Linked DNA regions of Homo sapiens: all the other regions are linked to region 3. A link is an interaction called in ENCODE POLR2A ChIA-PET data of the cell type or tissue named here. Cell type or tissue: CD4-positive, alpha-beta T cell. All regions are shown on one strand.

Region 1 (4,000 bases), 150 kb after region 3:
TGGTACCCACAAGAAAGAGATGACTGCATATTGTGTGGCGAGGACCACAAGGAGGGGAAGCATTGATGTCTGGGGCCATAAGAGGGGTACTTGGGTGTCAAAAAGGAGTCTTGGAAAAAGAAGCAGTCGGCTCTAGCAATACAAAGGGAGAAGGGGCCCAGGTAGAGAAGGCAGGTTGTATAAGGACCAGCAGCAAGGGACAGAAACAGAGGCCCCTCCATTTCCTTGCCTTGTCTATCTTTCTCTTTCTCCTCTCACTCCTTTCAAATCTTGACTCCACACCCTTCAGAACTCACCCAACCCTGCTCCTCTCTGCCCATACCATGCCCTGTCAGCTCCTTGCCCAGCAGTTCCAGCTGCAGGCTGCCCTGATCCAGTCTGATGCTCTGGCACCGGATCTGATGCCAGCCCCAGGCTCAGTCCTGGTTGCAGCTGACGTTCCCTCTCCTCTTTCTTCTTCTCCCCTCCTTTACCCTCTCCCTCTCAATGAAAAACATGAAGAGGATTGTGAGGGGCAAGTAAGTAGAAAGGGGCAGGTGAAATGCAGCCCATGAATGGTTTATACCAGGAGCAGCAGTAAAAACAAAAAATCCTTAACTTCAAACCAGTCCTTCACAGAGAAACTGAAGTGCAATTTCATCTTGCCTCACCTCATCTTAAGTGCTCATGGGTGAGACCAAGGAGCTGACAGAAAAGGAGAAAAGTTTAATTTTTCTGCATACTAGCAAATGTCCATTTTGAATGGCTTTTCATTAAATTACCTAAATACTTCTGTTTTCCATCATAGATCCTTGGACACACGATCTTTTCAACAGAACCCTAGTGGACTTTAATCATGGTTTTATACCTTCATATCTTTTTATTTCCATAGTGCCTAACCTACTTGATAAACTATTTTTTAATGAATGAATGGCTTAAATTGTTTTTGGGTTGAGCTTGAACTTACTTAAAGGCAAAACCCAAAAAGAAAACCTGTCTCATCTAGGCAAGGTTAATGTAGTTTGTAGATATCACAAATGGTTTTCGTTACCCAGAAAATAAAAAAAGGGTGAGCCTCAACTTCTGTAACTGGCAGCTCATCAGATCAATACTCAGCTATTCACTAAGAACATCCAAATAATGTCAATAAAGCAAACTTTGCCTAAAGGTATTTGTCTATTAAGACTCTCCAAGATTGTATTTATGTGTCAGAAACAGAGCAGTGGGAGAGAAGGAAAGAAATACTTTCTGGAGCCAAAGTCTGAGCTGATCACGTAGGATCATCTTACTGCTCATTCTTGGGACTTCACCCCTCCCTTTGCCTCCTGCCTAAAATGCCTATCACTTTGCACAGATTTGCAAGTCAACCCACCAGATCCTCCCCACAGCCTAATTTGCTATGATGTATACTTAATAGAATTTGGATCTGGGACTTCATCCAAAATCATCACAAGAAGGACCAGAAAAATCTCATTAGGACATTCACACCCATGATACAAGCCCATGACAAGAGTCCCAAGACTCCAAGCATTTTTATATTTGAGAATTCAGTGTCTCAAATGGTTGTCAGTAGAAGGCTATCCTTGTTGGTTGCTTATTTCACCTTTCCATGCTTTTTGCAGAAGCTAAAAGATCATATAGTAAACTTGTATATTGTAAGACTCTTAGGAACCCCTAAATTCATAATCTCCCTCGAAAACCCAATGGCCAGTAGGCAACAACAATGCAGACTTAAGATGTGGATGCTGGGCAGCAAGGCTGGCTCCCTCACTAGCCAGAGGGACGTTCATCCACATCAGCGCCTGAGTGAAGTTCAATTTTGTACCTCTGCAAACTCTACATGCAGTGGACTTAGGATTGGGGGTAGGGAAAAACATAACTGTGAAAGTGAGAACATTAAATCTGCGGATACCAACACTCTGCCATGAAATAATTTCATAGATGGAGGTGCTTCACAGTTGAAAGCAACCCCACATCATTGTCCTGATGACAATGGGATGGAGACTGAGAAAAACATCCTGACAAGTCTGGAAGGAACAAAGGTCTTTCATTGCCTACACTATTACAGAAAGAGGACATACCATCAGGGAGAGACAAACCAGGTACATTCCTGTCTTTCATCTGTAAGATGCAATCATCTCTGAAAGATGGTGTTCGATCCTTTTCCGGAGGTGGAAGGCAGTTAAAGATACCCAGAGAAAGAAGGGGTGCACACCAGAAGCGGCACCCGCAGGAAGTGCCTTGCTGAAAGCACGGCTGGGTGCTCACAACTGCTCGAAGCTTGGCAAAGTTTCCTGGGACTACAAGAAGGTTCTGCACTGAGCAGGTGGAAGGTGCCTCCCAGCCGGAGGGGACAGCTGGGTACAGAATGTGAAGAGCACAGCATTCAGGAGCAACTTGCCATTGTACCCTCACCTCTTTGTTTTCCCCCCTGCCGGGTCAGCTCACTGCGCACTGCTGACGATGCGGAGCTTCTCTGATCTTGTGAACGAGATAAGAACTACGGAGTGTGGAAGGAAGGAAGAAATGTGGCTTCTTTCAATTTGTCCTCCATGTGCCCACCACACATGCTCATCAAGAAGCTTGCTTTGGCTGGGCATGGTGGCTCACACCTGTAATCCCAGCACTTCAGGAGGCTGAGGTGGGACGATCACTTGAGGCCAAGAGTTCAATACTAGCCTGTGTGGGCAACATAGTGAGACCCCATCTCTACCCAACAAATAATAATTAACTAATTAAAAAAACAAAAACAAAAATCATGTTTCCTCTGGGTTCTGCTGCATTCCCACTGATGTAACTAGTTGGGGTCTCACCAGACGCACAGCCTTCCTCAAAGGGACTCGGCACCCCACACAGGATAGAACTGGGCAATGTAGTGTGTGTCACCAGGACCCAAACAGGCCTCTAGCTCTCAGGGTCCCCGGGCCGAGGCCACCAGTGCAGCCAGGCCAGCTTCCTGCAGGCTATGGGGGTGGGAAAAGCTGGCCCTCCTCCTCTGAACGTCAGAGCCTCAGGGAGGCGGCCACAGATGTGTCCTCTTTACAGCCTCCTCTTTGGTTCATCAAGCAGCCCTTCTCCCAAATATAACCTTCAGCAAAGACAGCGCCTCCCAAGCTCAGGACACAGGAACAAGTCATTCATCTGCCAGCCAGGATGCAGCGGCCCCGGGACCCAGCCAGCGAGCTTGTCAGTAGAAATTACTCAGCCTGGCAGCCTCTCTCCCGCCCGCATTCCCGGAGCCAGAGCCTCTCTGCAGAGGCAGCACCTGATCTCCCTGGGGCCGCAGCAGACGCAGTCTGGAATCCAGCTCCCTCCGCCAGAGAGGGGTGGCCAATGCCTTGGCCTGACCTCCAGCTGCCGCCCCAGCTTCTGGAGGCCCAATTCTCCCTTTCCGTCTGAATGTGGAAGAGCAAGCCAAGGGGGCCATGTCACCCCACATCCTCCAAAAGTGGAGTTCCCGTTGGCAGTGACCCCCCTGAATGTGTCCGGGGTGCTCCCGAGCTAATGCGGAGGAGAAGAGGTCACTTCGACTCCCCCCGCCCCAGGTATGCTGGGGAGGCTTCTAAGAGAGGGCCTTCCGGACCCCTCATGTGCCAGCACCTGGGCCCTCACCCCGCACAGCTCACATCACAGAGAGCTGTGACCAGGCATCAGGACCAGCGCTTTCAGGGGAAGGAGAATAAAGAAGTGAAGGTCGAAAGAAACCAAAAGAAGAAAAAAGAAACCAAATTTAAATACAGAACAACATATAAACATAATGTATGAATTTACATATACAAATCAATCAGTGCAGGTGAAGGCGGTTGGCAAGTGGTCAGTTTGACAGATCCATTCATTTAGTCAACAGTATTTATTGAACCTTATTGTGTGCCAGATCCTGTTCTGATTGCCCCCAGCCCCGCATGGGATTGCAGAGGCCAGGGCCTATGGTGGGCACCTCTGGGATGCTTTGAGATTGGGGCTCCAGTAGCAACTGCCTTCCTCCATTCTCCAGAGGAGAAAGTGCAGCTGGAATCCCGTG
Region 2 (4,000 bases), 84 kb after region 3:
CAATTCTCCGCCTCAGCCTCCTGAGCAGCTGGAATTACAGGCACCCGCCAACATGCCCGGCTAATTTTTTGTATTTTTAGTAGAGATGGGTTTTCACCATGTTGGCCAGGCTGGTCTCAAACTCTTGACTTCATGATCCACCCAGCTCGGCCTCCCAAAGTGCTGGGACTACAGGCATGAGCCACTGTGCCTGGCCAACTCTGGGGTCTTTATTGAGTCATCATGCCTGTCTATCTTTGTAGACATTGAGACTATGGCCCCTGCTTTCATAGCTGTGGTGGGCAGAGACTATGAAATCACCTCTGTCCCTCCATTTAATTTATCTCTTTCCTCGAACTAGTTTTGGTGAATTTCCTTCTGTGTCAGCAAAGGACCTTGGCCAGGACATCTTGGAATCATCTAGGCCTCCCCTGTTAGTGGATCAGGAAGGCAGCTCTGGCTGCCTTTGGGAAGCCCTGGTTCCCCAAATCCCCTCTACCTGGTATACACACCATGTAGAATCTCCTTCCCTTGAGTGTAGCTGTGACCCATGAACACAATGGAATATCCCTCTCTGATATAGGGCAAAGGGATTCTGAAGATGTAATCAAGGTCTGTAATCAGCTGACTTTGAGGTTATTAAAAGGAAGATGATTCCAGGTGAGCCTGACCTAAGCAGGTAAGCCCTTAAAGGAGACCAGAAGCAGCTGCAGATGCTCTCCTGCTGGCCTTGAAGAAGTGACCTGCCGTGCTATGAAAGGGACAAAGGCTAGGACCTGAGGCCAAACCCCAGGAGTGTGATCCCAGCAGAGATCCAGCAAGTAAATGGAGACCACAGTCTTCTTTTTTTTTTTTTTTTTTGAGATGGAGTTTGTCTGTCACTCAGGCTGGAGTGCAGTGGTGTGATCTCGACTCACTGCAAACTCTGCCTCCTGGGTTCACGCCATTCTCCTGCCTCAGCCTCCCTAGTAGCTGGGACTATAGGCACCTGCCACCATGCTCAGCTAATTTCCTTTTGTAGTTTTAGTAGAGATGGGGTTTCACCATGATAGCCAGGATGGTCTCGATCTCCTAACCTCGTGATCTGCCCGCCTCGGCCTCCCAAAGTGCTGGGATTACAGGTGTGAGCCACCGGGCCTGGCCCACAGTCTTCTAATCACAGGGAACTGAATCCCGCCAACCACCTGAATGAATTTAGAGGAGGAGCCAAGCTTCCGAAGATGTCTCAGTCCATTCCTGCTGCTGTAACAAAATGCCATTGTCAAAGAACAAAATTTCAGCAAATTGAGTTTTAAAGATCTAATTGGCTTTTATTAGTGATTCATGAATTGGGCAACATCCTGTCTATGAAATAAAAGGAGCTCCGCTGAGCTGAGCAGAGGGGGTGGGCTTTACAGGCAGCAAAATGCTGAGGAAAGCAAAAAGAAAGGACAAAGAGCACATTGGTCATTTCAAAGTTACCTTTCTTGTGTAGGTTGAAGTAGACAGAACTTCCTTATCATGCTGGCTCAGCTTGACTCAGTCCCTTTTGATTGGTTGCTGTGAATCCCTTTTTTCTTTCTTTTTTTTAACTTGCCTGCTTGGGGATTTCCCCTATTTTTTGAAGTTTAAGTTTGACTATGTGGCACTTAACATGAGTGCCTCCATTCTGCTTTTGTCTGGTCCACTGGGTCCTAGTGCAGGAGTTCAGTCTGAAACAATAGCCTCCCACAAATTTTAACATCTTAGACTGGGTAATCTGTAAACAACAGAAATTTATTGCTTACAGCTGTGGAAGCTGTGAAGTCCAAGACCAAGTCACCAGCAGATTCAGCGTCTGGTTAGGGCTCACTCTCCACTTCAAAGAAGGCGCCTTCTATGCATCCTTACAGGGTGGAAGGGGCCAAAAAGTTCCTTTGGGCCTTGTATAAGGGCACTAATCCCATTCATGAGGGCAGAGCCCTCCTGATCTAAGTACCTCCCAAAGGCCCCACCTCTTAATATGACCACATTAAGTTTCAATGTACGAAACTGGGGGGCCACAAACATTCAGGACATAGCAAATGAGATCACAGCTCCAGCCAACATCTGGACTTCAGTCTGGTGAGACCCTGAGCAGAGGGCCCAGCTAGTCTGTCCTGGACTCCTAACCCACAACAACTGGGAGACAATAAATTTGTGTTGTTGCAAGACACTATCTTTGTGGCAATTTATTATGCAGCAGTTGAATACTGCATACAATACAATAGCTATCTATTTGATCATTTGCTTTCATACCTGTACTCATATCCCCACACAACCAGAATCATGTGAATGGCTTTCACCTAAGACCAGAAAACACGCTGTAGAGAATATTCTATGTTGTATATGAATGTTTGTGTCCCTCCCAAATTCCTGTGTTGGAATCCTAACCCCCAAGGTGACGGTATTAGGAGGAAGGGTTTGGGAAGGTGATTAGGTCATGAGGGCAGTCCCCAGGAATGAGATTAGTATCCTTATAAAGAGGCCCAAGGGAGCTTGTTGGCCACTTTTACCATGCGAGGACACAGCAAGAGGGAACCGTCTATGAACCAGAAATCAGGCTTTTGCCAAACACCAAATCTGCTGGTGCCTTGATCTTGAACTTCCCAGTCTCTAGAACTGAGAAATTTCTGTTGTTTATAAGCCACCCCCTTTATGGTATTTTGTTATAGCAGCCTGAATGGACTAAGACACTCTACTTCCAAAAAAAGAAAAAGAAAAAAGGTGGAGGAGGGAAGTTGCAAACTCAAATGTCTCAAAAATACCTGGAAAACAAGCAGCTTGATCTAAGAGAGAATCTAGAATACCAGTGCTGCAAAATGTTGTTAGATATCACCTAATCCAGCCCCTACTGTCATTTTCAGATGAGAAAACTGAGGCCAGAAAAATTAAAAGACTTGTACAAGGTCCCATACCTTGCTGCATCATACTTTCCTATACTTGGCAGAAACCTTATGGATTCTTGACTTAGAGAAAGAAGTCCTGCATCTAGCAGTGGGTATATATGGGGAGGTTTAAGGAGTTGGTTAAAGAAAGTCACCCTTTGCTGGAGGAATCCATATGTAACCCCTTGACACTGCATTAGGTCCAGGTGGTTATTAATTTAACAAATACCTACCTCTCCAGCACCATTAGGAACAGCTGGGGAAGCATGGAAGTAGGAGGCGTGGCCACTACCTTTAAGGAGCTTCTAATCTCCACAAGGAAGCAGCTTACTTCCCCCAGTTGAAACCACAGAGGGATTGTTGCCTATGCACAGAAAGCAACACGCATTTGATGTGTGTTTTCCTCTGATGACTTTGGCAAACACTGGGACCCCTCAGCTCTCCCCACCCCAAACTCCCTCAACTCACTGCAGTGCCTAAGAGTTGAACCCATGTTCCTGATCTTTCATTCTGCATGGAACCTTGTTTTCAAATACAGGATAAAAAGCAGTAAAAGGTTGAGCAGCTCAGATCTAGAAATGGGGAAAGTGTGGGTTGTGGTAAAGAGGAGGTGGCGATAGCCCACGGTGGGCACTGCAGATGTCACTGGCCAGTGGAGAGAGTGGAGATGGGAGAATCTTGTCTGAAATGTGGATGGTAAGAGAGATTCCAGCCATTGCCTCTCAGACACCAACTCCTGCTTCGTTTTACCTTCAAAACATTCAATCTTCTGTTTAAGACAAACTGTTCCTTTTAGCTCCCTGGTTTCAGACAAAGCCACACCCTCAACAGCAGGGACAGCTGCCTCCTCTATTATTAAACATCTCGTAGGATAGAACCTCTGAGTCTTCCTTGGCCATCTCTTCCCTCTGCCCCACCCCAGCACACCAGCTGTCCCTCCTGATTTCCCCCTTTCCTTCATGATCTCACCATTTCCCAAGCCACCATGCTCCAACCTTGTAATTCACTTTAACTCTGTCCCTAGGTGCAAACAGTAACACGACTGTGTCCATTCTGTCCCTGAATAACTCTGCGGGTTGGCCTCTCTCTTCCGTGGCTGTCATGGATGGTGGGCTGCTAGGATCACCCCAGAGGGT
Region 3 (4,000 bases):
TTATGTACTAGTAATGGTTTTATTCTTTAGAATAATGATGAGAATGTTATAAAAACAATTTAGCCTTGGCAGAGATGAGGCATTATCTGCCTTTCTAGGAGGATGTTTGCTACTACAGGTGCTCCAGCACCTCTTATACTCAAGCCAGTGATGTGTGTTTCGGAGGTCCTCAGAGGCATCTCCTCACAAGCCTGGCTGTGTGGCCTCAGTGGTGCTGAGGAGGAGATGTGTCTTCTCTGGCTGGCCCCAGGCCTTAGATGCACTCCATCCAGCTCCGCCTCCTCTCGCCTCTGTGTCCTTCATGCATGTTCCTGCCTCCCGGGCCACTGCCAACATCAATCTGCTTAGGGACCCGAGACCAGTCTCCTCAGAGAGTGTGTAATGAGCCATCCAACAACCACTGTGGATGTGTCCAGACTGTCTCAAAGGCTGTTGGATATTTGCTGGGTCCGCTCTGGGTAACCTTGCCTTTGTGCTACCGAAGAGGAACAATGGCTGGATCATCCTGGAACCTCCTCCTGGAGAATGAGCAGCAGCATTTGTCCTGGCTGCCTTCTGGAGGAAGTGAAATCCAAGCTGCAGAGCCACTCTCACAGCTGGTGCTGGTTCAGTCTACCGCAGATGCGAAGTATCTAATGGACTGCCTCTTGTCTAGGGGCAGGTGAGAGCAGAACTCGTCTAACACACTTTGAGGACAGAGGGGCATCACCCGTCTGTGGGCATTCCCAGCCACATTTCCCTCCCTGGTTCAGGGGGAAGGTCTCCCTGCATTATCTAACTCCAACTCATCATGCTCAAAAGAAAAGTCAGGCGATCTAAAGCCCACAGATAGCCTTGCTCCCCTGTCTCTGTCAAAAACACATATGAAAGCAGAGAAAAATTCATCAGACACGGAAGCAATTGGAGAAGAGACCAGGAGAAAACAATTAGGTAATGAGGATGTGCATTAAACCATCTCTGGCACCTTCTTGACCCAGAAACATTCTTTATGTCCTGGTAATGATGGCACATTGAACATTCCAGGGAATTCCAATCCTGGAAATCAAGAAGGAGACTTACTCTAAAGGCATAGGCGAAAGTGAGTTGTCACCAGGGTGCACAGCTTCCTGGACATTCTACTGGAATAAAACTTGGCTCCCCAGGGGCCAGCAGGAGTCACCCAAGGGCAGGTCCCAAGCAGTCTCCCTTCCAGGCTCTGTAGTAAAAATGAACCACTCTTGATTCGAGGTTCAGAGTCTGAGGTCAATTTCCCCACCCCAGATCTCACTGGGGGCATTAGATCCCCTAGGGCCTTCTTCAGACCCCTAAGATTTATCACTGGCTTCAGAGAGATGAACCAATTCAATTAGCTTTTCCATTCTCCCAGCTTATTTTCCAGGAGCGGAGTGTGGCGCTCATTGTCGCAGTCGAACAAGCTAAAGAGCCTGCAAGGCCCAATACTGACTCCAGGAGATACTGGGAAGGGCTTGCTAGTGATGGAACCTGGCTATGAATCTTGCTTTCCTGATTCTAAAATTGACTCTGCCTGAAGGTGCTGCTGAGGTGCCCTGGGTACTTCTCCAGCGGTGGGTAGAGGAGTGACAGAGGGAGGAGTGCCCCTGACACACAAACAATTTCAGGAAGACAGTTTCCCTATTATCTATTATATAGATTGGGGGGTGCATTCATTTATTCATTCAATATTTATTGAACTTCCACGTATTCCAGGCACTGTCTAGGCGTCTGGGCCAGGATAGAGAGGGGAGTAAGATAGACCTTTCCTTGCTGTTACAGAACTTACGTCTTTGTTGGAGAGACAGGAAATAAACAAGTAAGTTAAAAACCCACAATTTGGGGTAGAGGCCCACAGGTCAGGTTCTGCAGGAAGTAGACTCTGACAAAGAGATTTGCAGGAGGTTTTTGGGGCGTGATCTCAGGAGCAACAAGTGTGAAGGGTGAGGGACGCAGGTCGGACAGATGGAAAAGTTGCTTTCTGTCTTCCTCCTGAGGAGCTTTGCAGCTTGGGACAACAAGCAGTGTTGTCCTAATTAAGATTGGAGGACTGGGCATTTGCACTCCCATGTGACCAGCCTTTGGATGCAAGCTGCCTCCAGGAAGTGGGTGTACATGTGGGTGGAGCAGCTTCCTCTGACAGAGGAAATGACACACCTCTGACACTTTGCAATGCTTGGAAAGTGTCTCAGGTGTGAGTTGGTGGAGCCTGCACTCCCAGCAGCTAAGGTGACAAGCGTTTTTCGGTTCTGCCAGGGGATCTGAGTGGCACACAACAACATCCACTATGAAATGTGGTGTGTGCTGGGTGGGGGCTGACTGAGGAGCTCGAGAGTAGGAGTGAGGCAGGCTATTTTAAAGAGGTGGCAAGGGAAGGCCTCTCTGAGCAAAGGCAGAGACTTTAGGCAAAGACTTGATTGGTGTGAGGAAGTGAGCCATTCAAAGTCAAGGGCACCAGAGGTTCTAAGCAGAGGAAACAGCAAATGCAAAGCAGAGAACAAGCTTGGCACATTTGAGAACCAACAATAAGTCCAGTGTGTCTGGAGCCACAGGAGTCAAGGAGACAGCAGCTGGCAGTTCAGCCAATGGGCTACCAGGAAACCAGATGGCAGAGAGCCTGGTAGACCACGGTAAGGAGTTTGCAGTTTAAGAGTGATGGGAGATGTTGGAGCACTTTGAACAGGGTGAAAGTCACCATCTGATCTACATTTTAAACGTATTATTTCACTAAATAGAGAAATAATACGTTTAAAATGGTAGTAATTGGTCATTGTTATATTGTCATTAACAAGTAGAGATTCTAAAGTCTAGACTTCTAAAAACAATTTTAAGTGAAGCAAATGTTGCTCCATCTGACAATTATGTAAGCCAGCCATACCTGTTCTTTCCCTGTAGGTAGAAGCATATGGGAAACTGCATTCCGATCCAGGGAAGTATAGGAAGCAGTAATAAAAGTGGGAAGACCTATTATAAGTTCGTTGCAGTCATCCAGGTAAGAGGGGATACTGGCTGAAAACAAGGTTTCAGCTATGTGGGCCCTAGCTTGGAAGGGATGGGATTCTACATATGTTTTGTAGCTGGAAGCAGGAGTTTGAGGCTAAGAGATGACCTGAGAATAGAATGATTTTAGGTGTTAGGCCTGAGAGATGAGGGCACATTAGGGAGGAGCATGTGCAGCGGGGGCAGGGCATCCAGAATGCTCTTTGGACATCTTATATTTTAAGTGCCTGTCAGACACCCAAGTAGAGACGCCTGATGTGAAGACATGAATATCTGCAGCTTGAGGTCCTTCGTAAGATCATTTGAAAATAAGAGTTGTGCTACTAAAATAAAATGTGCAAAAAAAAAAAAAAGAGAGAGAGAGAGAAGAAAAAAAGAAAATCGCTGCATCATGCTGTCTTGTGTATAGTTGAATTTTCACATGCTGTGGAAATTCAGCCAGAGATCCTGTGGAAAAATACTGAAAGGACCCTTGGATCACTGATTCTAAGTTTGAAAAAGGGCTGGGCTGGCTGCTTCTAAGCTTGGCTGTCTTGCTTCTATGGGGCAAGTTCGGGAATCTTTTTTTTTTTTTTTTTTTTGTAATTGAGGCAATTGACTTTGTCAGCAAGCTAAGAGTGGATTTCTCTCATAGGGGTGAATTCACATTGATCAATGTAACCAGGCTCCTAAGAGACTGATAAAGCAGAAACTGTTTACCTTGAAAAATATAGTCATCTCACAATTATGTAAGCCAGTCATGCCTGTTCGTTCCCTGTAGATCAAAGCATATGGGAAACTGCATTCCAATCCAGGGATTTCCCAGTGAGTTAGAATTAGACAAAGGGGTTGAACCGAATAGCTCAAACATGTTAAGTTATCAACATACTAAAATCCTGAGCTAATTGGTAAGGAGCCTGCTCCTGGAGCCTCCTGTCTGCTCCTACTCACTGCCCTTCTCATATCAGGGACCTCACAGAGCTCCCAGCCACTAGAAGGTAAATGCAGGTAGAATGGGGACCCTAGGTCC
Region 4 (4,000 bases), 110 kb before region 3:
CCCAAGCACTGAGAAGTGCTTGCTGGGAGGAACTGGATCATCGAACTCCTGGGCCTGAGCTCTGAAGAGTACAGGTCGGCTCCTCTCTCAACCCAGGACTCAGCCCAGTCTTGCCCAGATTCCCATTTGAGCTTCATTCACATGATGGAAATCCATTCTTCTTAGTCTCCTGAGAACACCATTTACTTCCCTAAGGCTAGAGATGGCTGCTGTTTGCTTTGCCAACCCATTGAACTTCCATATTCCACAAATGATGCTCAGTAGCACCTGCCTCCTCTCTGGGGTATAATAGCATGTCCTGGCCCTTTCTCGAACCCTGCTTCCCTGTGGTTACACAGCCATGCCTGTCCAGCAAGCCCTGAGATAGGATCAGCTTTGAGAGAAATCATGAGCCTACTGATGCCCTGGCACTGAAGCAAATAAGATCATCTGAGAGTTACTGACACATCCATATAATTGGACACTTGAGCTATTTCTTTACATTGGTTGATCCATTTTTCTGAGTCAGTTCTCCTTGCTTGAGACATAAAATCCCAAGCCCTGGAAGACTCAGCTTCTCCCTTTCAATGGAGTTTTTTCAGTCAAGACACTTTAGAGATTACCAAGGGTCATTTTAATCAAAATGAAAGACATCTCTTATTAAGATGGCTTTGCTGACAAATAATTAAGATGTATTACTAGCATATACTTATCCCAGATGGCTCATTGGTGTCCATTTGAAGTAAGCATATGAAGCCCATAGTCCACGCCTCAGCTCTTTAAAAACAATTTATAACCTAACTCACCATCCTAACTACCTGAGAAGATTTTAATCCTAAACCTGTCACCACCCATTATTTTCACAGGGTCCTGACAGTTCTACATTAAAACAGTTTATAAGTAAAAGTTAACAAGGCCTAAAGAGAGTGATTTATGTTTTACTGAGTGAAACAGTCAACTTTCTTTCCCTGGCCAAAGATAGCCCAGAGCTCTCTGTGGGCTGAAGGGAGAAAATTATCTCGGAAAGATGAATGGCTTGTGCCTTTGGGCAGGTGGCTGATGTGTGGTCCTGGGCCCAAGTCCCAGGCATCAAGTAAAGCTTATTGATGTGAGGACCAAGTGCAGCACCTCCTCCCTCCCCATTCCTTTTTGGCATCACCACCCTCCTGGGTCTATGTCATCTCTCAGGTATTTGGTGGTATGAAGGAAATGTTAACTTTCCTCTTTATAAAATGTTGACGACTCAGAAATTATCCATGATTCATCAAAACCAACAGTGAGGAGTTGTAAATCGGTCCCATTTGCCACTGACAATTATGGATGGGTGAGTCAGAGGAGGCAGGAGAGGTGTTTATGAAATAGACCCATATCCCAAAAAACCATACCTTAGGGAAGACAGAGCAGCCGAATGCTTTCTCTCTTTAAACTTGAGCTCCCTTCCCTGGTGTCCTGACGAACCCACCTTCTGAAAAGCTGTCTTTTCTGTAAAGGGACATCCCGCTCCCACCCCAGTTGTATTAGTTTGCCCAGGTTGCCATAACAAAATTCTACAGACCGGGTGGCTTACACAACAGGAATTTATCTTCTCACAGTTCTGGAGACTGGAAGTCCAAGATCAAGGTGTTGGCAGATGGGATTTCTTCTGAGGCCTCATTCATTGGCTTGCAGACGGCCGCCTTCTCACTGCGTCCTCACATGGTCTTTCCTCTGTGCACACACACATCCCTGCTGTCTCTGTGCATTCAAATTTTCTCTTCTTATGACTCCAGTCAGATTGGATTAGGGCCCACCCTAATGGCCTCATTTTAACATATTCACTCCCTTAAATGTCCTGTCTCCAAATACAGTCACATTGAAGTAGTGGGAGTTAGGGCTCTGGGGGGGAATTTGGGGAGGATGTAGTTCAGCCCATTATACCAATTGACTGCAGAAGCACTCCAGCTGAAAAATATCTACAGAGGAAGTACATTGAGGAGTTTCTCTAACACTTGATGTGGCCAAAATAATCTCATTTTGAGGAATAAATATAACACTCTTTGCAAAAGGAAACAGAAATGCCACCTTAGAAAGGAAGCTATCAAAGAACTGAAAAACAGCTCAGCAAAACAAACTCCTTTCGAGGACATTAATTTCATTTCCTTCCTTTGATGCAGCATAGATCAAGTCTCTCTCTTTCTTTTTCTTTTTAAAAGAAAAAGGGGGCTTCTCCTTTCTCATTTTATTCAAAGATACCATTAAAGCAACAACCTCTCTTTGCCACAACTGCATTCCATTTTTGGCACCCAACTTTCTAAATGTGAACAGAAACTAATTTAGGGTGCTCAGTCTGAAGCTGGTATGGAAGGTATTTCTCCATCCGTTATTTCAAGTTATAATAAGCCAGTGTGATTGGAGTTGCTCCCAAGAGAAGCAGGCCATAATATTTTCACTGTCACCATGATCACAGACTAAGATAAGAGGCCAACATGCTATTTTTACTCCCTATTTTTTACTCGTGGTGTTAAATACAAGGAGAACAAGTGAAAAACAAACTACCTTGGCCCCCGCCGCAGAGTACAAAACATCCAACCTTTTCTTTTTCCAAGCCGGCCACGATGTACGTCAAGGATGACACAGATACTATTGAGGTGATCTGGTGCTGAAGAGATGCCTCTTAATTGTGTTTGCAGCGCAGAGCAGAAAGCATGCCCATTCGAGGTACTTGTTGTATCATTTTTAAATCAAGGCCATCTTTTTCTCAGTGGTAAACGTGAAATGTTTTTAAAGGCCAGACTTAGCATAAAAATCTATTGGTTGCCATGGATACCACTTACCACACAGGACTGCACTCTTGTGTTCAACTGTGTGATTTTCTCTATTCAAAGGTTCAGCATTGTCAAAAAACAAATTACTTTTTCTGTTGTTTATCTCAAAGTTCATTATGGGAAAGGCAATAAATAAGAAGATATTCATGTATGGAGGGGAGTGACGTGGGGAGTCACTTGGGCGCCATGCCTTAAAATTTGGTATTTTACTATAATTATAGCCAAATTGGCTATTGTTAGGAAATAAAATGCATTTTGATCTTTTTTGTGTATGTGAATGTAAAGTAAAGCAGGTACTTGGAAATCTGTTCCCAACAAAATTACATGGTAATAAGGCTTTTCACACCTACACAGCACTTAGTTACAAAGCTCTGAAAGAAGGAGATTAAGCCCTGATGGGTTTGAAACTTGGTACCTGAGGCTTGTGGCTTTCCACTTTATCAGAGAAACTGTGGGTTCGGGACCTCATGCTTGCTGAATTATTCATGCCATCTTTCCATCATACATCTTTTAGGGGTGGAACCCATTAGGCTGCTATTATTAAGCATGCGGGTCCACCCTGTCCTGACACAGCCCAGAAGCCTGCACCACTGCCCTTGGCTAATTAGCTTGAATATTTGCAGCTGGCCACGCCTTCCCCTCCCCACTTCTTCCCTTCCACCTCTGCTCCTGAAGGAAAAGTGGGGGGAAAAAACCCACAGGGAATTTACATAAGTAGCAAAAGGGAGTTTCTCACATTACTGGAGGGTATTCAAAGGTAATTTGTTATCAGCAAGTTCCCATTGGCTAAAGCCTGGTGTATTTTGCTATAACTCCCAATTAATCAAGGAATGCCCGGAACATTGACTTGTTACTTACTTAAGATGCTTTTCCATCACCTCTCCAGCACTTTTTAGACTCCTTCATTTGGGTGATTTGCATAACAATGAGGTAAAGGGGAGACCTTAATGAAGGCATCTGTTTTTGAATGTGCTTGTGGTATTGGGTGCCTGTAATAACAGCCTGGAGGGGGCTGGAATTCTCATTTGGGTTCACGGTAAAGCAGTATACTGATGGCTGCTAATATGCAAATTCCAACTTGTCACCACAGTTATGCCTATAGCTGGTGGAATTGTCAAGGCTGCAGAGTAACAGTTGAATTGTGGCTGGGCATAACCCACTTGCAAGATGCACTGGTAATTAATTTACATATTGCAAACATAAAAACAAGACAAAAT
Region 5 (4,000 bases), 160 kb after region 3:
TTCTCAGTTAGCCTGGCTAGAGGTTTACTGATTTTATTCATCTTTTCAAAAATCAGCAACTGGTTTTGTTGATTTTTCTCTGTTGATTTAAATTTCATTGATTTCTGGTCTAATTCTTGTTTGTTTGTTTTTTTTTCTGCTTACTTCAAGTTTAATTTTCTCTCCTTTTTCTGGTTTCTGAAAGTGGAAACGTAGATGATTGATTTTAGATCTTTCTTATTTTCTAATATATGCATTCAATGTTACACATTTCCCTCTAAGCATTGCTTTTGCTGTATCCCACAAATTTTGATAAGTTGTGTTTTTATTTTCATTTAGTTCAAAATATTTTACAATTTCTCTTGAGATTTAACTCATATTCTTTAGAAGTGTGTTGATTAATCTTCATATATTTTGGGATTTTTCAGCTATCTTTCTAATTTCTAGTTTAATTTCATTGTGGTCTGTGAGCAGATATTACGTGATTTCTATTCTCTATTGATTTGTTAAGGTGTGTTTTACAGCCCAGAATGTGGTTTATCGTGGTGAATGTTCCATGTGAACTTGAGAAGAATGTGCATTCTGCTACTGTTTGATGAGATAGATACATGCCAATTATATTCAATTGATTGATGGTGTTGCTGAGTTAAACTATATCGATCTGTCCATTTCCGATAGAGGGATATTGAAGTCTCCAATTATGGTAGTGGAGTCAGCAATACCTCCTTGTCACTCTCTGTTTTTGCTTCAGGTAGCTTGACACTCTGTTACATATACATTAAAGATTATTGTATCTTCCTGGAGAATTGGCCTCTTTATCATTGCCCTTCTTTATCCCTGATAACTTTTCTTACTTTGAAGTGTGCTCTGTCTGAAATGAGCATAGCTATTTATGCTCTTTTGATTAGTGGTAACATGATATATTTTTCTCCATCCATTTATTTTTAACTGATTTGTCTTTATATTTAAAGTGGGTTTTTTGTAGACAATATATTGTTGGGTCTTGTTTTTTGATTGACTCTGACCATCTCTGTCCTTTAATTGGTTTATTTAGATGGTTGACATTCAAAGTGATTATTGATATAGTTGGGTTAATATGTTCCATATTTGTTACTGTTTTCTATTTGTTGCCCTTAGTTTTTTTTTTCCTATTTTTGCCTTCCAATCTTTTCTGCCTTTTTTTCATTTAAGTTGAACATTTTATATGATTCCATTTTCTCTCCTTTTTTAGTGGTTCTTTTTACTTTTTCCTTTTTACCTTTTTATTTTTTACTTTTTTTAATGGTTGCCTAGAATTTGCAATATACATTTACAACTAATCCAAATCCATTTTCAAATAGCACTATATCACTTCACAGGTGGTGTGAGTACCTTCTAATAAAAATAATTCTACAATTGATCTTAGCCAAAAGGCCGAGAAGCAATAATAATAAAAATAATTCTAATTTCTCCCTCCTGTACCCTGTATCATCTTTTACTTTTTAAAATGTGGCTACTGGAAATTTTAAATTACATATGTGGCTTGCATTTGCCACTAGCTGTATATTTGGACAGGATACACAACATGATATGTATTGGACAGTGTTGGTCTAGATGAGCTCGAATTGAGCGTTGACATTCCGTGCAGCTTGCAGACAGATTGAGTATTGACAGGAAGTGCCACTTGACTCAGTCTTAGAGAAAGGCTTTGGTCTGTGGCCAGAACCCAGGCAACTCCCAGCAGGAAGTCTCACCCACCCAGAGCAGGGGGAAGCTTCAGAGAGAAGAGGTGAACTCTGGAGAGCTAGGCCCTAGCACAACCTCAAACACTTTCTATAACAAATCTGGACAGTGTTTAGTCATTTAAAAAATCTTGAAGGTAGTTGTTTACCATCCCTGGAGCTTCTGTTAGATCGTCTTTGATCTCCTCTGGCCAGCATACACAAACTGATGGTTTTCTGGGCAATTTGACATTCCTGGAATGATACTTTTGAAGTGAGTTTTCTTTTTGCTGCAAAGACTTTATTTGGGGAACCATATTTGAGTGAGTGAAAATAGCAGTAAAAATGGTCAAATAGTAAAATAAATAGTAGTAAAAATAAATTTTATATTCCTCTCTTCCTCTTTTCCTCTATGAGTAAAAATAAATTTTTAAAAATCTCAGCTGTCTCTGCTAATTGTACTAAATAGGCCTAAAACAAATAGAAAAGCTTCCTAGAAAGTTGTCATAAACTTCAAGTCCCCGTGATTTTACCTTTTACTTTTGCTTTTTATTTATTGATACCTGTCAGGGCCCCTCCTACTTCATCCTGGCATTTCTCTTCTTTCCAGTCCCTGCTTATGACCTCTCTTCTTCTGCGACATCACTGGCTGCTGCTTCTCAGTCTTCTTTGCTGGTTCCTCCTTACTTCCCCATCATCCTGCCATTGGAGTGCCATAAGGCTCAGGACGTGGCTTCTCTTCTGTGTCACCACTCCCTAGGTGGCTTCCAGCAGTCTCAAGGCCTTCTCACACACCAGCATGTAAGTGACACCAGACTCTCATCCCCAGCTTGGACCTCTTCCACTAACCTCCATACTTATATCTCCAACTGCCTATTCCATACTATCACGTACATGGCTAATGAGCACCTCAAACTGAATAGTCCAAGCTCAACTCCTGGTCTTCCCCACTGATCTGCCCCTCCCAGAGTCCTGCCCCTGTCAGTGAATGGACACTGCATCCTCCCTGTTATCCAGGACAAAATCCTTGGAGTCGTCTTTGTCTTTTTTTCTCTCATATACCCTATATCCTCTCCATTAGCAAAGACTGTTGGCTGTTCCTCCAAATATATTGAGAATCTTACCACTTTCCACTGGCTTCACTGCCAGCACCCCGATGTGAGATGCCATCCCCTGTCCTCCGGAGGAAGCCGCCTCCCTGCGGGTCTCCTGCTTCCACCGCTTCCCGCTCAGAAGCTGCGCTCAACACAGCAGACACAGTGAGCCTTTTAAACTATAAATGAGATCAAGTCAGTCACCCCTCTGCTCATGCAGAGTAACACATTACAATGACCTAAAATGCCCTACACGATCTGACCACTGGCCTTGCTCTTTCTTCCTTCACAAAACATAGATCAAAATTTGACGCAGTAAATATTTCCTTTATTGTCTGTTTCTTCCCACTAGAATATAAGGTTCTTAAAGACAGGGGCTTTGCCTGTTTTTCTCAGGCTGAATTCTCAGCAGCTACAACAGCGCAAGTAGTTTTGAATAAGTTAATAAATGGGTAGTAGGTGTTCCATTCAGTGAGTAAAAGATGACTGAATGATGAAATGAATTAGTGCATGCCTACGTGGGGCTTTATTTACCTCCTTGAGAACCCAGAATGACACCTCTGTGCTTGTGCTAGTGTGGAGGGGGAGGGGGCATTTGTGGAAGTGTAGTGTGATTTTAATGCCCCCTCTTCTTTTCTCTCATCTATGCATTTATTCATGCAGCTGCTATTCACAGGTGTGGGCTTACACTGTGCTATGTACAGGGCCCATACTCATGGTTTTCCATGAGCTCCTCGGAAGACATGCAGACATATGACCTTAGAAGGGAGGCAGGTGCTGATGTCGAGGTGTTCCTGAGGAGCATGAAGTCTACATGAGGAAAGCATGAGAGGCCAGGAAACACTTCTCCCAGGGGTGGCAACTGAGCTGAGCCTTGAAAGATAAAGCGAAATTCTTCATGTGAGCAAAGATAAAACAGTATTCCAGAAAACAGCATTCTGGGAAACAGGAACAGAGACTAGAGACAGCATGCCACTTTTGAGGAACTGCGAGTCAGCAGGCATGCCAAAAATCCACACCAAGCATCAGCGTTCAGAGACACCAAGTGGGGGAGGTGGGCAAGGGAATGTCATGAAGGGCTTGTTCACCATGCTAATACATTGCTCACATTCTCTGAACAATATGAAGGATTAAGCAGATTAACACGATGAGGCAAGAAAACAGTAATACAATACAGATCAGTGAGTGCAAAATTTGAGCTATGCACGGGATTCTATGGAAAGATGG
Region 6 (4,000 bases), 120 kb after region 3:
GTTGTGAAGCTGCAAAGCTTAAAAGCTAACAGACAAAAAAGGCAGGTCACTTACAGAGTAATGACAATTGAAATGGCAGCAGGCTTCTCATCAACATCAAGAAATGCATGATGGCAGGAAAGCAATATTTTCAGTGTTGAAAGAAACAAACTGTCAATCTACAATTCTGTACTCATCTACTTCATCATTTGAGTGAAAGCATAATAGAGACATTTTAAGAGATGCAAAAACTCAGAGAGCTACCTTTATGTTCCCTCAATAAAAGATTTAATTCTGGCTGGGCACGGTGGCTCATGCCTGTAATCCCAGCACTTTGGGAGGCCGAGGCGGGTGGATCACAAGGTCAAGAGATCGAGACCATCCTGGTCAACATGGTGAAACGCTGTTACTACTAAAAATATAAAAATTAGCTGGGTGTGGCGGTACACGCCTGTAGTCCCAGCTACACGGGAGGCTGAGGCAGAAGAATCACTTGAAACCGGGAGGTGGAGGTTGCAGTGAGCCAAGATCATGCCACTGCACTCCAGTCTGGCGACAGAGCGAGACTCTGTCTCAAAAAAATAAAATTAAATTAAAACAAATAAAAGATTTAATTCTACAAGAAGAAATAGGAATTTAAAAAAGAAAACTGTATCCATGCAACAGCAGGCAAACCTAAAGTACAAAGTAACATACTGCAGAATGATGCATATAGTATAATACTGTTAAAGTAATATTTAAACCCCTACCAAAAGACTATGTATTGTTTATTAAAATATCCACATATAGTAAAGTGGGAAACATGGACGGAAATGATACCTACCAGCTTCAGGACAATGGCAGCCACGGGAGAGGGAGCAGAGAATGAAATTGAGAGGAACACACAAAAGGCCCCAACTATATCTATAACACCTATAATTATTACTATTTGAACTCTTTTCTCTACTTAGGAACTGAATAGAGGCCAGTGATTTTTTTTGAAAGAGAATTGTTTGGAGGAAATGGTATCTCCTCACTCTCTGAAATCTTACGACCTGAAACTGAAGACCTACGCAGATTCTGATAAAATGGTGTGCATTGCTCTCTAAGCTTCCTGTCTGAACCGTCACTATCCAAGCTCACTAACTGCATAGAATCAAAGTGCACAGGATACCAAGTTTCTGTTGCTTTAAAAATATAAGGTCTTAAGCAAAATGGTAAAATGCTAACAATTTGTTAAATCTGAATGGTAGGTACTTTTGTGTTTAAATATTTCAAATATTAACAGAACAGTTTTTTAGTAATAATTTGTGGAAAGCAATGCCATGGCTTCCTTTCAGAGTCACAACACAAACAAACTGGTGTCCGTGTAGCTGACAGCACTTTGTGTTGGCCCCGCTGGCGGAGCAGCAAGGTATCGCCACTTCCTGAGCTGCTTCATCTGCGTTTGGATCCCCAGTGCCACCAGACAGAGCTGGGCTGTGCCCCCCACGTCATTCACAAATTTACAGAGTTAGGAGGAGACATTCAAAGATACATGACTATATCTGATGAAGTAAGTTCTCGGACAAGGCCAATTTTTATTTAAAAGAAAATACAGTCCCAAGAGGAAATTTACATAAGGAAGGTGACCCATACTTGGAAGCTGAAGAGGTATGCTGGACCAGGGGCAAAGAGAGCTAATACCAAGGTGAATGTGTAGAGAACCGCAGGAACAGTGATGTGAACGTGAACACGAATCAGGGGCCACCAGGACGTCTCCTGACTAGCAACTGGACCGCAGAGCCCACAGCCCACTGTGCCAGGGTGAAGGCCGGACATCCAGCCTCCAGAGACTTGAACTGGTTCTCTGGATGGTAGCAAAAAAGGGGACTGATTAATGGACAAGTCTAACTCATTCCATGATTCTCAGGAATCTTTTGGGAGAAAAACCCAAGAGAAGTCTAAACTTCCTGCTGATTTGACAGGTGGGGCCTGGACTTTTGTGATTTGGGTATTTAAGAGGAATTGTTATCTTATATTGGAGATACAGATTGCTGACGGCAAGGCTTTGGGCTACTGACTTTATCCTCATCATTTGTACACTAGGCAAAGAAGAAGCAGAGGTAGAAAGATTTCAAAACAGCAGCCTATCCCCAAGCAATTTTGCAGTCAGTGAGGCCTTTCCTGACCACTCTGTTTAATATTGTATTCCTCCCACCACGTACTCTGGACCTGTCTCCCAGCTTTATTTGCCTTAGTAGAAGGATTACCTTAATGTTTAAAGAATTATTTAGTATTTTTTCTGTCTCTCCAACTAGGATGTAAGCTCCATGGAGTCAGAAATTATCTGTTTTGTTCACTGCTGGTCTGTAAGTTTCAGAGCAGTGCCTGGCACAAAATAGAAGCTTAGTAAACATTTATTGAATGAATGACCCAACCTGTGTTTGGCTTTGGAGTGTGCTCATACATAACACATACGTCACAAACACTCTCAGTGAGATAAAATTTATGGAAGACCATTGATTTAGACTGAGCTCCTGCACTAAACCCTGACAAACCAATCTAAAGTGAAGTCACTCATGCTAAGGCCCATATCACCAAACTGAAACCTAAGCTGTTTACCTTTAAGATCTGGCCTTCTGAGAAATCAGGAGAGACAGTAGCCTAACACCCAAATAGGAACGTTTACCAAGAAACAAGAGATTCACAGCAACCCATCAAAAGGGGCCCAGTCAACTGAGCTTGTGATAAGGGAGCCCCGTCTGCTTTAACCCACACAAGGAGAGTAACCTGAAGTGACCTGATGTTAACCAATCTGCTTTTTGCAGTAGGCTATCTCCCCGTTCCTGCTCAAGTTGCCTTACAGAAACCCACTCTTCTGCCTCACCCAGTGGAGCTCCAGTCTGTTTTGTAGACTGGATGCTGCCCAGTTCATGAATCACTAATAAAAGTCACTCAGCCCTTCTCAGCAGACTCAGGGCCTCGTGCTTGCTAAATATAATGGAATCTAGAAACAGTGTGCATGGAGCACCCTGTTTTTGTTTTAAGCTGAAAGAAACCCTAAGGCAGGTTAGGAGAAAGCAGCCTGCCCAGACCACAGCCGTTGCCTACGGATCAGAAAGAGGCCTGGGCTGGAGTGAGGAGCAGACCTTTCCCATGGAACCCAGGGTCACACCAACTCTGAGGAGCCCAGTGACCCACATGGGCCTGGGAAGGAAGTGGCCAGGATAGGCCAGCTGGGGACAGTGCCTGGCTCTCCACTTCTGCCCCATGGTGCCTCTGGGAGAGTGATCTCACCTCCTGTCCAAACCCCAGACTTCAAGTAGCTTCTCCAGCTTTTTTTTTTTACTATTAAAAAAAAAAGAGGAGAGAGAGAGCTGGGGAGAATTAGAGAAGGCAAAAGGTGGAGGGGCAGACAGGCTGGGCTAAACCGGCGAGCGTCCTGCCAGGGGTAGCTGTGCGGGAAAGGGCCTGAGGCTGGACGTTAGCTAGAGCTCTGCTGCGATGGAACAAAAATAAAGTCCCTTTTCTGCAGGGTGGGGGATTCCTGAAACAATGCCCATTGTGGACTTCTAAAGCCTGGCTGGGGCCCCAGCTTCTAAAAGGGGTTTTGAGTTGTAACAGCAACAACAACTCATTTGCTTTTCGTGGTGATCCCTAGGCCACCCTATCCTGATGGCCTGATCTTCAGGAGGACAAGGTGAACTGTTCCCCTTATCTCGCCTTGCTTGACAGGACAGGGTTAGCAGGAGGGGAATCAAGTTTAAGTTTTGTTTTGCTTTTTTTCCTCCCTTCTGGTATTTCCTACTGTACATGCTGCCAGAGGCGATGACAATGGTGGAAACTAATAAACTATATGTATAAGCTTTTCTTTCTGGTACAACAAACACAGGTTATGAGTTTCTCTGCCTCTTTTAATCATTGCTTAAAGTCTTTTCTTTTCCTTGCCTGTGGACTTCAGCACTTGCCTTGCTAAAGGCCTCTGCCTTTTGTTCTGGCCTGAAGCACAAACTTCAGTGGCAGCCTCCTTGTTTAGGGCATGCTTTCTCATCCTCTTTCT
Region 7 (4,000 bases), 90 kb before region 3:
ACCATATGCATGTTATTTTTATAATACATTTTTGAAAAGGTTTAAAGATGCAGGCTGTGAAACTCCCTTCTTGTATGTGCTTTCAAACCCTAGAGGGATGAAGCTTTGAAGGTGGGATGACAGGCATTGGCTGTAGGAGGGAGGCCAGGGGCCTTGCCCAGAACCATCTCAAATCCTACCCTGTGGACAGCAGCTTGCCTGCCCTACTCACAAGGCCCCCATCTAAAAAAAGAAAAGGAAAGCAATCCCCCCTTCCTCATAATAACACACAGAAGAGAGCATGAATGAAATTAACATTCTTGTCTGCTCACCCAGAATAAAATGTCACTGGGTGAGTAAGAAAGCGATTACTTCCAAGGCTGAATGAGCAAACTCTTTAGGCAGATGGGGAAGTCTTGTTGTACTCCTGATTTTGGGGTTATTTCCCTTGTCTTTCCATTTCTTCCTGCCTCCTCCAGGCTTCCTGTGGGCCTGGGTTTGCATAAAGAGTGTTTTTGGGGGCGCATATCCTGGGAAGGCACTGGCCTCTTTTTAGCATTTGCAATTTGGTTTTTAAATGTTGCTGTATAGCAGGAAGGCATGTTAAGAAAAAGCGTGTGAGATAAGATGGATTTTTTTTTGGAAAATGCTGTTTGCAGCTCTCATCTGAGTAAGGCTTGGATAGCTCTGTTCTCAGAGTTTATTTCTGCTGCAGTATGATAAAGGTGGAGAACGACCTGCCCGCAGTTTTACGTTGCATAATGGCTGGATGGGGTCCTTTAGCTGCTGAATTGCTCTCTTATATCACAGCTGATCAGAAATCTGGTGGTTTTCTCTGGGGAAGAGTCTCAGCCCAGCCGCCTCTGAAATGATGAGAGGGGAACAGATTCTGGAATTCCCGAGTTCCTTATTTATTGCTGAGACCAAAAGGTCTGTGTGTGGATGCATCTCTGTGTGTTTGTGCTTACTTACGAGTGTGTGCTGAGGTGGGGGCACTTGGGAGAAGAAAATCTCGGAGCAAAAGGACTTTTCCAAAGAAGAACATCATCTACCTTGTGCTCCTGTCATTTTAGCCACAGAGAGCAGAACAAACCATAAAAATCAAAGCTCCAGTCCCCCATAAGCTAAGACAAATGACTACATGCCTCAAAGTCACTCCAACCTTGAAACACAGCTTGGAAAAGTCTTCCTGTAGCATGGTAACAAGTCATCCAGACTCAAGTTGGTTATAACCCAGCGAGAACCTGCCCTCACAGATACAGGAACTGGGAATGAGAAAAGGGTTTTGCTTCAGCCTGGATCACGAGCTCCTTGGTTCTTTCCTCTCCCTGTCTTCCTCTTGGCTCACTTTGCAGAGATTTTCAGTCTATTTCAGCATCTCCTCATTAAAGTAAATAGTGCTTTCCCGAGAGCATATCTTTGATATTTCTGCAATTGTGCCATAGCCAGCTAATGTGTAATGCTGTAGTTTAATAGTCTATTAAAACACAGCACTGCACATTAAAATCTCTACTGTATCACTGCAGATCTACTTAACAAAGGCGAGGTCCCCAGAAAGCACTATTCACTTGCTGAGAGTTGCTGCAACAGAACAGGAGAAGTCTCTTATGGCGGAAGAATTTAAAGGGGAAACGGGATAGTGGAGAGGACCTCCCTGTACCTCCTCATCGCCAACTAGAGCAGCCCCTTTGCCCGTCTGAAAGGAGCAAAATCTGCTGGTGCTATGGATTGCATCTGAAAATTCTTGGAGTTTAATAACAAATCCCTGTAGATCAAATCTCATTACTCAGATCTTTATTTGGAAGCACTTCAGTTTCCTCTCTCTCCCTCTCAGAGAGAGACAGAGTTCAGGAAAGCAGCCCCTAGCCTGGAAAATGCACCACTGGCCCCTCCCTCTAGAACAATTGCCAGGGAGGAGGAGGAATTCTTCAAACAGCTGTAAATCCTCCCACCAACATCTTCCTCCTTTAGAAACTACAACACATCCCCACATCAAAGCCTCCCCTCAGCTGCCAAGAGAAAGAATCAATAGTGTAACAGAAAGGAAGCAACGTGAATGCAGGGTGTGTGGTGTAAACACCTCTACTGCAAATAACCCAAATATCACCTTAGAAACAGGAGAATAAAACTCCTGGTGCTGAGGCTTCTGATGGGCCCCGCAAGTGAGCAGTCAAAATACCAGTAGCAGCTTTGCCACAGAGTCAGGTCCAGGGAGAGAAGAATAGGGAAGACAGCAAGACAAGGATGGGACTTTGCAGGTGGGATGGTCAGAATCAAAGGCAAAGAAAAAGTAGGTGAGTCGAGAAATAAGGTACAAAAAGTAGAAGAGACACACCCATTGGAATGAGCATCAGAAGCTCTGGCAATGGTCATGCTGCCGTTCAGTCACTTTAGGATGGGTCTGGTCAGTAACCTGCACATCCTCATCCACTAGCGAATGCAGGCCCTCTCAGTTTCCCTCCAGTTCTAGTGATTCCATGAACTCCGAGTAAACCTACCTAGTGGTTGTGCGTGTGTGTAGGGGTACACATCTTTAGTCATCTTAGTTTTTAAACTCTTAATGTCACTTGATAATTGTTTAATTTGTTGAGTCACTACGATGCCTGCAGCGTTTCCGTGTCATAAAGTCAAAGCTTGCTGGAATTCATTGTGGACTTGTATTTTCCAAGCAAAGCCCTGAGTTATCTCAATTTAGTCATTTAAACTAGGAATTTAAATGACCAGTTTTAGGAGTATCTACTCCTGGCTTCCTGGATGATGAACACGTGGCCACCTTCTTCCGGAGACTATGAAGAAAGCAGCCGTGGCCTGGCCCCTCCTGACTCTCACACTGAGAATGCAGAAGCCCCAGTGCTTTTCTGCCCATGGAAGAGACAGAGGGTGTGGCCATGGTTGTTATTTTTAGTGGTTTTCTCTTCTAACCCTTCCCCAAAAATGCCAGTTGGGGCAGGGAGTAAGTACGTGGTTCTTTATCAATGTCCAACTCTTCTTGGATCTGTTCACATAACTGACATGCATTTTGTGAGCTAACTTCCCACCTGGCTCCCTCTTATCCTTCCAGTAGCTCACGTTCCCGATGTCACCATGTCCTCACCTACCGAACTTGAATTTAATCTAAATTGAAATTTTACTGTCATGACACATTTGGAGTTGCCTGGGATCCTATCTGGGGCAAAGTGGACACAAAACATGAATAAATGAACTGATAATTCCCTGGCCTTTCTCCCCTAGTTGTAGGTACAGGTGTGTCTAGGGGTGGGGAGGTAATGGAAGATGGGGAAAACAGAACTGCCTTGGTGACTTGGGGTAGAAATGGGGGTGAAGCTTTTACTTGACATTTAAGTGAAATGGGGTAACAGTGAAAAGAAGAAGTGTGAGGGCTTCAGCGTGTCTGAAAGCAGACTTGTATGAGGAGAAGCAAAGAACCACAGAGACAATGTGATTTCTGAAGTGACGGGTGATGTTTTTCTTTAGTTTTCAATTCAATATTGAGGCACCGAGTATCTAGTCAGGAAGACCCTGTCAGGGAAGGGCCAAATCTTTATTGAGTCCTCCATTGGGCCAGTGGCTGGCTTTCATATGCATTATCTCATTGAGTCCTTGCAATGACCCTTCCACAGGGATTGTTCAGATTTTATAGGTGGAGAAACTGAGGCAGAAATGGGGTTAAGTCAGGGGTCCCCAACCCCAGGGCCAGAGACTGGTAGCAGTCTGTGCCCTGTTAGGAACCACGCCACACAGAAGCAGGTGAGCAGTGGCAAGCCAGCATTACCACCTGAGCCCCACCTTCTGTCAGATCAGGGCTGGCATTAGATTCTCATAAGAGCACAAGCCCTATTGTGAACTGTGCATGGCGGGGATCTAGGTTGCACATTCCTTATGAGAATCTAATGCCTGATAATCTGAAGTGGAACAGTTTCATCCCCAAACTATCTCCCAATTCCTGCCTACTATCTATGGAAAAATTGTCTTCCATGAAACTGGTCCCTGGTGGCAAAAAGGTTGGGGACTTCTGGGTTAA

What was found. Peaks named below come from ENCODE experiments on the same cell type or tissue, not always from the same donor. Only the 100,000 strongest peaks of a DNase experiment are listed, where the experiment ranks them.
Region 1: POLR2A ChIA-PET joins it to region 3 with 18 read pairs; 6 of 35 experiments call an interaction of 5 or more read pairs at or near these places.
Region 2: POLR2A ChIA-PET joins it to region 3 with 11 read pairs; 3 of 35 experiments call an interaction of 5 or more read pairs at or near these places.
Region 4: POLR2A ChIA-PET joins it to region 3 with 25 read pairs; 5 of 35 experiments call an interaction of 5 or more read pairs at or near these places.
Region 5: POLR2A ChIA-PET joins it to region 3 with 33 read pairs; 7 of 35 experiments call an interaction of 5 or more read pairs at or near these places.
Region 6: POLR2A ChIA-PET joins it to region 3 with 12 read pairs; 3 of 35 experiments call an interaction of 5 or more read pairs at or near these places.
Region 7: POLR2A ChIA-PET joins it to region 3 with 14 read pairs; 5 of 35 experiments call an interaction of 5 or more read pairs at or near these places.

The regions. Positions count from the first base shown.
Region 1 is chr4:152,244,529-152,248,528 of GRCh38, forward strand. No RefSeq gene overlaps it. Among named protein-coding and RNA genes, the nearest start is that of FBXW7-AS1, 91 kb to the right of the region's middle. In CD4-positive, alpha-beta T cell, no CTCF peak of the experiment used is centred here; a DNase peak (open chromatin) is centred at 2,333; H3K4me3 peaks cover 674 bases; H3K27ac peaks cover 880 bases.
Region 2 is chr4:152,182,222-152,186,221 of GRCh38, forward strand. It overlaps LOC105377489 (a long non-coding RNA gene), which reads right to left and starts at 139. Exons shown (of 2, transcript XR_939351.1): 1 at 98-139. In CD4-positive, alpha-beta T cell, no CTCF peak of the experiment used is centred here; a DNase peak (open chromatin) is centred at 1,540.
Region 3 is chr4:152,098,598-152,102,597 of GRCh38, forward strand. It overlaps LINC02273 (long intergenic non-protein coding RNA 2273), which reads left to right and starts at 2,156. Exons shown (of 3, transcript NR_121628.1): 1 at 2,156-2,220; 2 at 2,887-2,983. RefSeq lists enhancers at 1,813-2,313, 1,920-2,214, 2,314-2,814, 3,109-4,000. In CD4-positive, alpha-beta T cell, a CTCF peak has its summit at 1,304; DNase peaks (open chromatin) are centred at 1,164, 1,934 and 2,164; H3K4me3 peaks cover 1,517 bases; H3K27ac peaks cover 4,000 bases.
Region 4 is chr4:151,989,208-151,993,207 of GRCh38, forward strand. No RefSeq gene overlaps it. Among named protein-coding and RNA genes, the nearest start is that of LINC03074, 35 kb to the left of the region's middle. In CD4-positive, alpha-beta T cell, no CTCF peak of the experiment used is centred here; no DNase peak of the experiment used is centred here; H3K4me3 peaks cover 448 bases; H3K27ac peaks cover 1,859 bases.
Region 5 is chr4:152,253,939-152,257,938 of GRCh38, forward strand. No RefSeq gene overlaps it. Among named protein-coding and RNA genes, the nearest start is that of FBXW7-AS1, 82 kb to the right of the region's middle. In CD4-positive, alpha-beta T cell, no CTCF peak of the experiment used is centred here; a DNase peak (open chromatin) is centred at 1,673; H3K27ac peaks cover 803 bases.
Region 6 is chr4:152,220,953-152,224,952 of GRCh38, forward strand. All of the region lies in intron 2 of LOC105377490 (a long non-coding RNA gene), which reads right to left. Among named protein-coding and RNA genes, the nearest start is that of FBXW7-AS1, 110 kb to the right of the region's middle. In CD4-positive, alpha-beta T cell, no CTCF peak of the experiment used is centred here; no DNase peak of the experiment used is centred here.
Region 7 is chr4:152,008,923-152,012,922 of GRCh38, forward strand. No RefSeq gene overlaps it. Among named protein-coding and RNA genes, the nearest start is that of LINC03074, 55 kb to the left of the region's middle. In CD4-positive, alpha-beta T cell, no CTCF peak of the experiment used is centred here; a DNase peak (open chromatin) is centred at 2,009; H3K27ac peaks cover 575 bases.